Regions from separate parts of the Homo sapiens genome. Here region 2 is linked to region 1. Evidence: read pairs that join two places in POLR2A ChIA-PET (ENCODE). Cell type or tissue: endothelial cell of umbilical vein. All regions are shown on one strand. Links, peaks and the distances in the headings refer to the core of each region. The heading gives the core; the rest is flanking DNA.

Region 1 (5,379 bases), core at 158-5,157:
GTTTTTTTAAAAAAAAGGAAATGTATATTTATATTTATAACAGTGCCTAGCACACAGAAAAGCTCAGGGACCTGAGAGGAAACAGATGGCACATTGATGTGAGTTATTAAGGAGAGATTAATGAAGTATCTATTCACAGAGGTGTGGGCAGGGTCAGGGGAAATGAACAAGAGATGCTGGAGTGTCCCAGGGCAAGGGGAGGAATCCAGAGGCTGGGCTGTAGTAGAGAGGGTGGCCCAGCAGGAGCTGTGGCTTTCATAGAGACAGCAGCCACCACCCACCTGCAGCCCAGCAGGGAGACCCTGAGAACCAAGGCCTCCACATGATCAGACATCATTTGCTGGGGCTTCTCTTGGCTGGACCCGTCCGAGAGCTCGAAGAGCCATTGAGGAGCCCACAGATGTCTCCTGGAGCAGAAGCTGTTATTATTATGTGCACCAGCTTAGCCTTCGTTTGTTTTGTCACATCTTAACAGCCCCACCTTAGTGCCAATCTTCTACGGCCATGCTTTTCCCACCAATTGGTCCAATAAGGTAGGTTCTTAACTAAGAGGTTTGCTTACTAAGAGGTTTGGGTACTTTTCTATCGGGGGAACTCACCCCCAATATTTCAACGTAGGTTCTTTCTATTTTCTCCAAGTGTCAGCTGGTCTGAGAAATAGAAAGAGTACAAAGAGAGGAATTTTACAGCTGGGCCGCTGGGGGTGACATCACATATCGGTAGGTCCATGATGCCCACCTGAGCCACAAAACCAACAGGTTTTTATTGAGGACTTTAAAAGGGGAGGGGGTGTATGAACAGGGAGTAGGTCACAAAGATCACATGCTTCAAAGGGCAAAAAGGAGAACAAAGATCACATGCTTCTGAGGCCAATAAAGATCACGAGGCAAAGGGCAAAGCAAAGATCACGAGGCACAGACAAAATAAAAAACTCCTGATAAGGGTCTATGTTCAGCTGTGCACATATTGTCTTGATAAACATCTTAAACAACAGAAAACAGGGCTCGAGAGCAGAGAACTGGTCTGACCTCAGATTTACCAGGGAGCAGTTTTTTCCCCCATCCTAATAAGCCTGAGTACTGCAGGAGACCAGGGCGTATTTCAGTCCTTATCTCAACCGCATAAGACAGACACTCCCAGAGCAGCTGTTTATAGACCTCCCACCAGGAATGCATTCCTTCCCCAGGGAATTAATTATTAATATTCCTTGCTGGGAAAATAATTCAGCAATATCTTCCCTACTTGCACATCCATTTATAGGGTCTCTGCAAGAAGAAAAATATGGCTGTATTCTGCCTGACCCTGCAGGCAGTCAGACCTTATGGTTGCCTTCCCTTGTTCCCTACAATTGCTGTTATTCTGTTCATTTTCAAGGTGCACTGATTTCATATTGTTCAAACACACATGTTCTACAGTCAATTTGTACAGTTAACACAATAGTGGTCCTGAGGTGACATACATCCTCAGCTTACGAAGATAACAGGATTAAGAGATTAAAGACAGGCATAAGAAATAATTATAAAAGTATTAATTTGGGGAACTGATAAATGTCCATATTAAAATGAAATCTTCACAATTTATGTTCCTCTGCCACGGCTCCAGCTGGTCCCTCCATTCGGGGGTCCCTGACTTCCCGCAACACTTTTCTGTAGCAAAATATTTGCAGGCTTCTGCAAAGATGCCCTACAGACTTTATCCTAGACTGGCTGGAGAAAGAAAACTAAAACATCAGAATGCTTTCCCCAGGCTATACACAGAGGGTGGGAGTGGGTGGAAGGAAACAAATAGGGCTGAAGTGTGGGGTACCACACTTTTGCAGCCCACATGGAGGAAGTACCAAGAGTGTAGGCAGATAAGAAACAGATTTTCAGCTTCCCCTTCTAGTAACCACACCTCCACAGGCTTGTATTTATTCCTCCCCGATGTAATTTCCTCCTGGAAGTGTGGCCTCCTTTCTCAGTGGCCTTTTTTTTGGACAGACTGGTGAATCTATATTTGCATTAAAGTCTGGGCAGAAAGGGGACCTGAATACATGTTATGGGCTGAATTGTGTTTCCCCAAAATCCCTATCTTGAGATCCTAACCCCCAGTAGTTCAGAATGTGACTGTATTTGGAGATTGAGTCTTTAAAAAGGTAATTAAAGTGGGCCAGGCGTGGTGGCTTATGCCTGTAATCCCAGAACTTTGGGAGGCCAAGGCAGGTGGATCACCTGAGGTCAGGAGTTCAAGACCAGCCTGGGCAACATGGTGAAATCCCCGTCTCTACTAAAAATACAAAAATTAGCCGAGCATGGTGGCAGGCACCTGTAATCCCAGCTACTTGGGAGACTGAGGCAGGAGAATCCCTTGATCCCGGGAGGAGGAGGTTGCAGTGAGCTGAGATCACACCATTGCACTCCAGCCTAGGCAACAGAGTGAGATTCAGTATAGAAAAAAAAATTATTTTTTAAAAAAAGGTAATTAAGGTAAAAGGAGGTTATTAGGGTGGGCCCTAATCCAATCTGATATGCATCCTTATAAGAAGAGAAGGACAAAGACAGACAGACAGAGGGAAGACCATGTGAAGACACAGGCAGGTCTCAGAAGAAACCACCCCAGCTAACACCTTGATCTTCGACTTTTAGCCTCCAGAATTAAAAATCAGTTTTGGTTATTTACTTATTTATTGTTTTTTGAGACAGGGTCTCACTCTGTCAACCAGTCTGGAGTACAGCCTCCGTCTCCCAGGCTCACTGCAGCTTTGATCTCCCAGGTTCAGCAATCCTCCTGCCTCAGCCTCCCACATACCTGGGACTACAGGCATGTGTCACCATGCCCAACTAATTTTATAAAATTATTTTTTGGAGAGACAGGATCTCACTATGTTGTCCAGGCTGGTCTCAAACTCCTAGGCTCAAGTGATCCTCCTGCCTCGGCCTCCCAAAGTGCTGGGATTACAGGCATGAGCCACCGTGCCCAGCCAAATTTTAGTTTTTGAAGCCACTCAGTCTGTAGTACATTGTTATGGCAACCCTAGCAAACTAACACACTACTCCTTGCAGGATGTTAGTTGCCCACCTTTCTCCTGCAACTCGTGGCTTTACAAGGTTGAGAGCAAAGTCCCTTGAATTAGGGTTTTGCTTCCCGCCTCTGCCCTATTGTTTACTCATAAGAAGAGCATTTGGGATGCTTTGCTGTTTTGTTCCAAGTATATATTCTGTTTATAAAACTTAGGAGTATAAGGAGTATCACCTTTTCTCTTTTTCTTTCTTTTCTTTCTTCTTCTTTTTTTTTTTTTTTTTTGATGGAGTTTCACCCTTTGTTGCCCAGGCTGAAGTACAGTGGCACGATCTCCGCTCACTGCAGTTTCCACCTCCTGGGTTCAAGCGATTCTCCTGTCTCAGCCTCCTGAGTAGCTGGGATTACAGGTGCCCACCACCATGCCCAGCTAATTTTTGTATTTTTAGTAGAGATGGGGTTTCACCATGTTGGCCAGGCTGGCCTCGAATTCCTGACCTCAGGTGATCCACCCACCTCGGCCTCCCAAAGTGCTGGGATTACAGGCATGAGTCACCATGCCTGGCCTCATTTATTTCTTTAAAACAGCTGTAATCTGCTCCAAACCTCATCCCTCCTGATTGACCAGAAAGTCAATTTCAGTCATACTTGAGGCTCCCCATTTCAGATTTGTGCAAAAATCCTGGAGGTCTTATAGAGGCTACAGCATTTAGGGAAGGCCTTCTGACCTGGCCTTCAGTTTCTCTGGTCTCTTTTTGTTACAGTAGGTAGCAAAAAGCAGGTAGCTCATGTCTGCTAGTCAGACATGAGCAAGGCAGGATAGGCACCCCTCCACCCCCACCCCCACCACCCACACACACACCAGGAATGTTAGGCAATGATCAGGTGATGGTCAGGTGACTGTTAAACTGTCTTGTTAAAATAATAATTGGTTTCAGCCAGAGCCAGGGGAAGGCTTTCTCCCAATAAACAGAAACACCTGAAACTGGTGATCAGCAGCTTCCTGATCCCAGGAGCTGGGTAAGTGGGCTCAAGTATGCACATTACAAGGCAAAATGGCAAAGCTTAACTGGTATATGACCTTTAGAGACATTTGACTGGCAAGGGAAGAATGTCTCAAGTGAACATGTGTACAATTCCAGTAAACACACTGTGCGTGCTCCCCGCCCCAGCACTAGCAGGCCACTGTGCATGTGGACAGCCCACCCCAAGGGAAGAATCAGGGGATAAGGGACACAAAGCCCCAGAAGTATGCCAGCGTCTAAAACCCCAAGTCAAAAGGTCAAAACTGCACACTTGATCTCTCAAGTCACCTTCTTGGCCCTCTTCCAAGCGTACTTTCCTTCCTTTCATTCCTGCTGTAAAGCTTTTTAATAAACTTTCACTCCTGCTCTAAAACTTGGCTTGGTCTCCTTTTCTGCTTTATGCCCCTCAGCTGAATTCTTTCTTCTGAGGAGGCAAGAATTGAGGTTGCTGCAGACCATTATGGATTCGCTGCCATTAACCTGTTTATCTGTTTATTTTCCAAACTTCTATGAGTGCTTAAAGGGAGCAATGTCATGGCTTTTGTGCCATGCTTGGACAGGAAGGTCTTTGCAATACCCTTCCCTCCTGTTCTAGGAGAAGCCTCAAAACTCTTTTCCTTTGGCTGCTTCTGTCTCCCCCTCCTCCACCCTAGCTTCAATGTCCTCTAATTACATGACACGCCAACAAAGTTCTCTTGGCCTGGAAAATGCTGTTCACCCTTCTCCCAAAGCTCCCCAAGGCAAAGAACACAAGACCTGGTTAACTTTTTGGTAGCAATTTGCAGAAACATTTAGAGCAATAAAAATGGAGCCAAAATTAGTATCTTCACAAGTCACCCTGCTTTGTTTTGATGGAGTGTAGGGAAGCCACTACACTCTCCAAGCCAGATTGCTATCGTGGAACAGCTGGAATTCTGTCACAGATGGGGCAAGAAGAACTCAGCTGGCATTTCCTCTGAGTTCAGGTTCCTGTGGGGAACAAACACAGCTCTACAGATGATGGCTGCTGGCTTCGATTCCTTTCCGTGCCCAAGACTCTCAAGCAGCTTTTTTCGACCCGGGAGTTAAGTCAGTACAGCCAGATTTAGCTTTCTCCGCAGGTTTCATAACAGATAGAACAAAACCGGGATATCTCCCTGCCCACCCACAGGGGATGGGAAGAACTCTGTGACAGGTGTTCCACAGCCATTCGCCTCCTGTTGACACCTCCTCACCCTGTGGCTGGAGGTGGAAAGGGAAACAAAAAACGTGAATTCCAGGGTGCAGGGCAGCCACTTTCTGAGAAATGATTAGGACCCCAGAGAGGAGGAGTGCTCAGACTCTGAGCATCTCATTAAAAAGGATCAGTCTGCTACTG
Region 2 (5,379 bases), core at 254-5,253, 60 kb before region 1:
CGATCTCGGCTCAGTGCAACCTCCACCTCCCAGGTCCAAGCGATTCTCCTGCCTCAGCCTCCTGAGTAGCTGGGACTACAGGCGCGCGCCACCACGCCCAGCTAATTTTGTATTTTTAGTAGAGATGGGGTTTCACCATGTTGGCCAAGATGGTCTCAATCCACCCACTTTCGCCTCCCAAAGTGCTGGGATTATAGGCGTGAGCCACCACATCCGGCCAGAATTATATTCTTTTCTTTTTCTTTCTTTCTTTTTTTTTTTTTTTTCTGAGACAGAGTCTTGCTCTATCGCCCAGGCTGGAGTGCAGTGGTGCGATCTCGGCTCACTGCAGCCTCTGCATCCCAGGTTCCAGCGATTCTCCTGCCTCAGCCTCCTGGGTAGCTGGGATTACAGGCACGCGACACCACACCCGGCTAATTTTTGTGTTTTTAGTAGAAACAGGGTTTCACCATGTTGGTCAGGCTGGTCTCAAACTCCTGATCTCAGATGATCCGCCTACCTCGGCCTCCCAAAGTGCTAAGATTACAGGCGTGAGCCACCGTGCCCAGCTGATAGAATTATATTATTTAGCATATGGTGATAATCGCAAGAACTAAAAACAGAAACTTATAAAAGTTTGCCTCTTGGGAATATGCTGGGTATGGAGGAGTCTCAATTGGAAAATATTAATTTTTGTTTTGACATTAAAAATATAAAAATATATTCTGAAAGTAAAGGTTCGAATGGCTTCTCTCCTCTGTGATGCCTCCCAAGCCTACCTTCCATCAGAGGTAAGAATTCTCATGATATTTGCATTTATGTTTATTATATTTAGAGTGTCTCTTCATAATTGAATGGGCCCTAAACTGAGCCCTAAGTTAGTAACTCTGTTTCATTCATCTTCCTGGTTCCCTTTCACTGAGGAGGCTTAAATGAGGAATTCCTTAAATAGAATTGGTTTGAGCCAGACAGGGCAAGCCAGTCTGAGGGAGGAAGTGTGTATTCAACCCACCTTGGTCTGTGCTCTCATTCTCTTTGTTTTCCTGGAAAGGGTTTTACTGTTCTCTCTTAGGGGCCATTCCCTTTTGATTTAGCCTTCTTTTATGTCTGAGGCTTAGTTATATAATCACAGATGAAGTTCTTTATTTTCTCCAAATTTTCTATGTAGGGCTTTTCTATTGGTGCTGGTCAATGGGAAGTCATTTAATGTGCTGAGCTATATCTCTGCAGATGGGAGAAATCTGGAGCCTGGTCATAGTTTTTTTTTTTTTTTAATTTGGACAATGACATCAAGGATCCAAAAACCACAGGAGGACTCTGAGCATAAACACCCTACAAACTGGGGGCAAAATTTGGATTTCTATGTATACTTCTCCTATCCCTCCTTACAGTGCTGTCAGGGAGGCTCCAGGAAAAACCCGTCTTATATTCTGAATTCTCTCACCCTGACATACCACATATCAACTATGATTTTCCTCATTGTATATTAAATAACGGTATATGCTTGTGTGGTCCTTTGTGCAGAGTACGAATGTATTCTATAATGAATATAAATGCAGAATATAAACTGTAAAACTTTGGTTTGTAGTTAAAATGTCCAAAACCTGCAACTGACCCACCTGAGCTATGCTCTCAGCTTATTCTAAACAATAAACCAGAGAGGGGATTGGATAAGAACTCTGTCCAGAATAATACACTATTTGTGCTGCGCTTGCACCAACCCGACAGTGAGTGCCTCCTTAAGTGTTGCACCCTAGGTTCCTGGCTTACCTCAGCCTTAGTCCTGACCTGGGATTCCTACCATCTCTAGCTCCCCCGGGTCACAGCAATGGGAGAGGATCTCAGCAGTTCTAAATCTTCCCCTACTCCCAGTGCCAAGCCCACAGTGATCCCTCATTAGTGAAAATGTATTTAATTAATAAGAAATCATCAATAAAGCCCTTCAATAAATGAATGAAAGTAGAATAGGGAAAACCTAGACCAGAAGCAGCACAGGTAGAATGGACGTGGAGTTTTAATTGAGAGTAAGTTCAATTTGTATATATGGGGTGCCTACTAAAATTATTAATGTGGTTTTAGACTGCAATTTTAGATACCTATTATCTATCAAAAAGACAGCAGCAATCCCAGTCTTCCCTGCCCTGGTTAAAAAAAAAAAATACCTGGAGTGAATTCAATGGCAAGATATTTCTAATTATATTCTATGTGAAAAAGGCTAAAAAGCTGATAAAGTTTAGTCTGAAAAAGAAATGACTCAGGGACTCCATGATAATTGTTTTCAAATATTTGAATGTCTGCCAGATGAAAAGAGATCAGGCTTATTCAGTATGGTCACGATGGTTAGAGCCAAAACCAGTGGGTGGCAGCTGTACAGGAAGAGATCTGTGCTTGTTATAAGCCCCAGTGCCGAGATTATCACTGTCATGAATGGTCTCTCTTGGTTTAGTGTGCATAATAATTGGTTTTTTTTTACCACATTAAACCAGATTGTAATCATAGCCTACATACAAGGTCTATTGGAAGAGAATTATGCTAACAGGCGACTCAACAAAAGCATTAGGTGGATGGCAGATTTGGGAAGCTGCCAGCCCTTTCCCCTCCTCCTTACTTGGCATTTTTTATGTTTGTTTGTTTTTTGGGGGTTTTTCCACTCTGTGTTGGTGGAAGCACTTCAGATAGTTGAAACCAGTGGTTTCCCAGGTAGGCTTTCTTCTTGCCAAAGACCCATCCTGGAACCTGTACCAGTCTCCCCATCCCTCTCTCTCCCACAGTCTAACTTTCCAGCAGGTTTCATTGTATCCCAGTCTCCTGCTCTCAAAATCCTAAGGACCACATGCTAGTTTTGTCATAGGGCCCATACCTTAGGTTTCTCTCGCCTCACTCCTCCTCATTTATACTTTAGCTTTAATTTTCAGTGATTCACCTCTAATCTCCCAAAGGTCCAAGAAGCCAAAGTGGAGAGAAATTAATGCTCATATAGAGATTTTCTGCCTAAGAGTCAATGATTCTAAGACAAGCTTGAGATGGAAATGAACATGATGTACTTGAAAGATGAGGAGATTTTCAAGAGTAAAGAAGTAGAACTGAGGAATTGTAAGAGTCATATTACTATTGCTGAATGGCAGACTGAGGACCCCCAGAATCTTGTAAGGATTTTAGCAAGAAAGTGATATGTTCGAAGTGACATTCTGGGCAGTAAATTATAAGAGGGAGTATAGGATTAGTTCAAGAAAGTAGAGAATAAATGCAGGAACTAATTAGAAGATGCCACAGTAGTCCAAGAATCAGATGGTGAAAGCATGGACAATGAGAGCAGCTGTAAGCATGGAAAGGAAGTTAGGTGGAGAGGCATGTTAAAAGAATTTTGACGATACTTAGTGTACTGGACATTATCTTATCTGACCAGAAAAATATATCCTTTATTTTCCAAAAGTTGCCCCTCTCCCACTCCAGCCATATGATTATGGAGGGGACTGAGGTGCAGCCATGAGAATGCCCTTGGTAGAACTCCTACCAAAAAGAGCGCACTTGAATAAGGGCCTCAGCTGCTGCACTTGGAAATCCATCTCCATGTATGCACTGAGACCACATCTCATACAGGTTGCTGCCACCAGTAACTGAGTGTGATAGGGACACCAAGGGAGCTCCATTCCAGGAAGACAAGAGACTACCTTTCAGCAACTTTGCCTCAGGAACTACCTGATAATCTTGCAGAACCCTCTATAGACTGCCTAGCAATCTAGACCCAAACTATTCTCTCTTTTACCTTCACTTAGAGTCAGATTGCATCATGGTCTGATGGCTTCCCAGCCATTTCCAGCACCCTCCCTATATATATATCCTTTTACACAGATATATAGGTTGTATATGTCTAAGTATATCTAATAAAATCCTTATACATTTAATCCTGTTTGGCATCTGCTTGTTAGAGGACATGAATGAATGCAACTGCCAATCCTATTCTTTCTCTCTGGCTCTGTCTTCTGTCTCTCTGTCTCCCTCTCTCTCTTTTACACATACACATGCCCCAGGGGTAGCACATGATCCAGGCTGGGCCAATTACTTAGTACAGCATCCATCTACCCATAGTGATTATTCTAAGGAATAGGCACATGACCCAAGTTGTACCACTAAGAATGCCCCCTGAGACTGGCTGAATTTAAACTAGAGGCCAAACTGAGTTTTTAAATGCAGATGCTGCTGAATGGGTGTGACCTAAGTCTACTACTAGAATCCCAGCCTTGTGGAAAAGACCCAGAAAGTATAGCTATCATCCAGGTAGAAACAGAAAGAGTGCATTTTGGTGGCACCACTTTGCTGGTTCCAGTTCCTGAGGTGTGTAGAGCTGCTTTAGTTTCCTGCAGCTGTCTCTCTCTCTTTTTTCTCTTTCTAAATTATATGAGGTACCCAGGATCCTTCCAATAAATCCCTTTTTTTTTCTTAAGGTAGCTGGAGTTTCAAATTCAGTCACTTGAAGCCAAAAGACTCATAATTAATATACACAGTGACAAAATAGACAAAGGATTAAGTAGAGGATAAGAAGCAGTTAGTTCTAATGTTATAGGCATAGGAGACCAAAATAATGGTGCTAGTCACAAAAATATGGGAATTAGAAATTCCTCATGAGAGATGATTGAGACACAACAGCATATCCAAATAGAAATGTAATTAGATTATTGAGGATAATAAAAAATTGAAGCCTTAGTGAGAAGTTTCAGGATGAGATACAGACACATAATAGACTTGCTACTTGAAACTAGAATGTAAAATCAGTTTACCAAGATAGTATACTAGGCTCGGCTGGGTGCAGTGGCTCATATCTATAATCCCAGCACTTTGGGAGGCTGAGGCAGGCAGATCACTTGAGGTCAGGAGTTCGAGACCAGCCTGGCCAACATGGTAAAACCCCGTGTCTACCAAAAATACAAAAATTAGCCGGGTGTGGTGGCAGGTGCCTGTAAGCCCAGTTACTTGGGAGGCTGAAGCAGGAGAACTGCTTGAACCTGGGAGGTGGAGGTTGTAATGAGCCGAGATCATGACACCATACTTCTTGCCATATAATTAGATAATTATTTCTGGATTTTGTTGTTGTTGTTGTTGTTGTTGTTTGTTCTGAGACAGAGTTTCGCTCTGTCACCCAGGCTGGAGTGCAGCAGTGCAAAATCTTGGCTTACCATAACCTCCGCCTCCCAGGTTCAAGCAATTCTCCTGCCTCAGCCTCCCCAGTATCTGGGATTACAGGTGCCTGCTACTGTGCCTGGCTAATTTTTGTATTTTTAGTAGAGACGGGGCTTCTCCATGTTGACCAGGCTGGTCTTGAACTCCTCACCTCAGGTGATCTGCCTCCCAAAGTGCTGGGATTACAGGTATGAGCCACCACGCCCAGCTTTCTGGTCTTTT

The links. ChIA-PET counts read pairs that join two places held together with the same protein. Peaks named below come from ENCODE experiments on the same cell type or tissue, not always from the same donor. Only the 100,000 strongest peaks of a DNase experiment are listed, where the experiment ranks them.
Region 2: POLR2A ChIA-PET joins it to region 1 with 5 read pairs; 4 of 35 experiments call an interaction of 5 or more read pairs at or near these places.

The regions. Positions count from the first base shown.
Region 1 is chr1:209,862,858-209,868,236 of GRCh38, reverse strand. No RefSeq gene overlaps it. Among named protein-coding and RNA genes, the nearest start is that of UTP25, 38 kb to the right of the region's middle. In endothelial cell of umbilical vein, for the core only: no CTCF peak of the experiment used is centred there; no DNase peak of the experiment used is centred there; H3K27me3 peaks cover 340 bases.
Region 2 is chr1:209,923,245-209,928,623 of GRCh38, reverse strand. No RefSeq gene overlaps it. Among named protein-coding and RNA genes, the nearest start is that of SYT14, 12 kb to the left of the region's middle. In endothelial cell of umbilical vein, for the core only: no CTCF peak of the experiment used is centred there; a DNase peak (open chromatin) is centred at 2,313.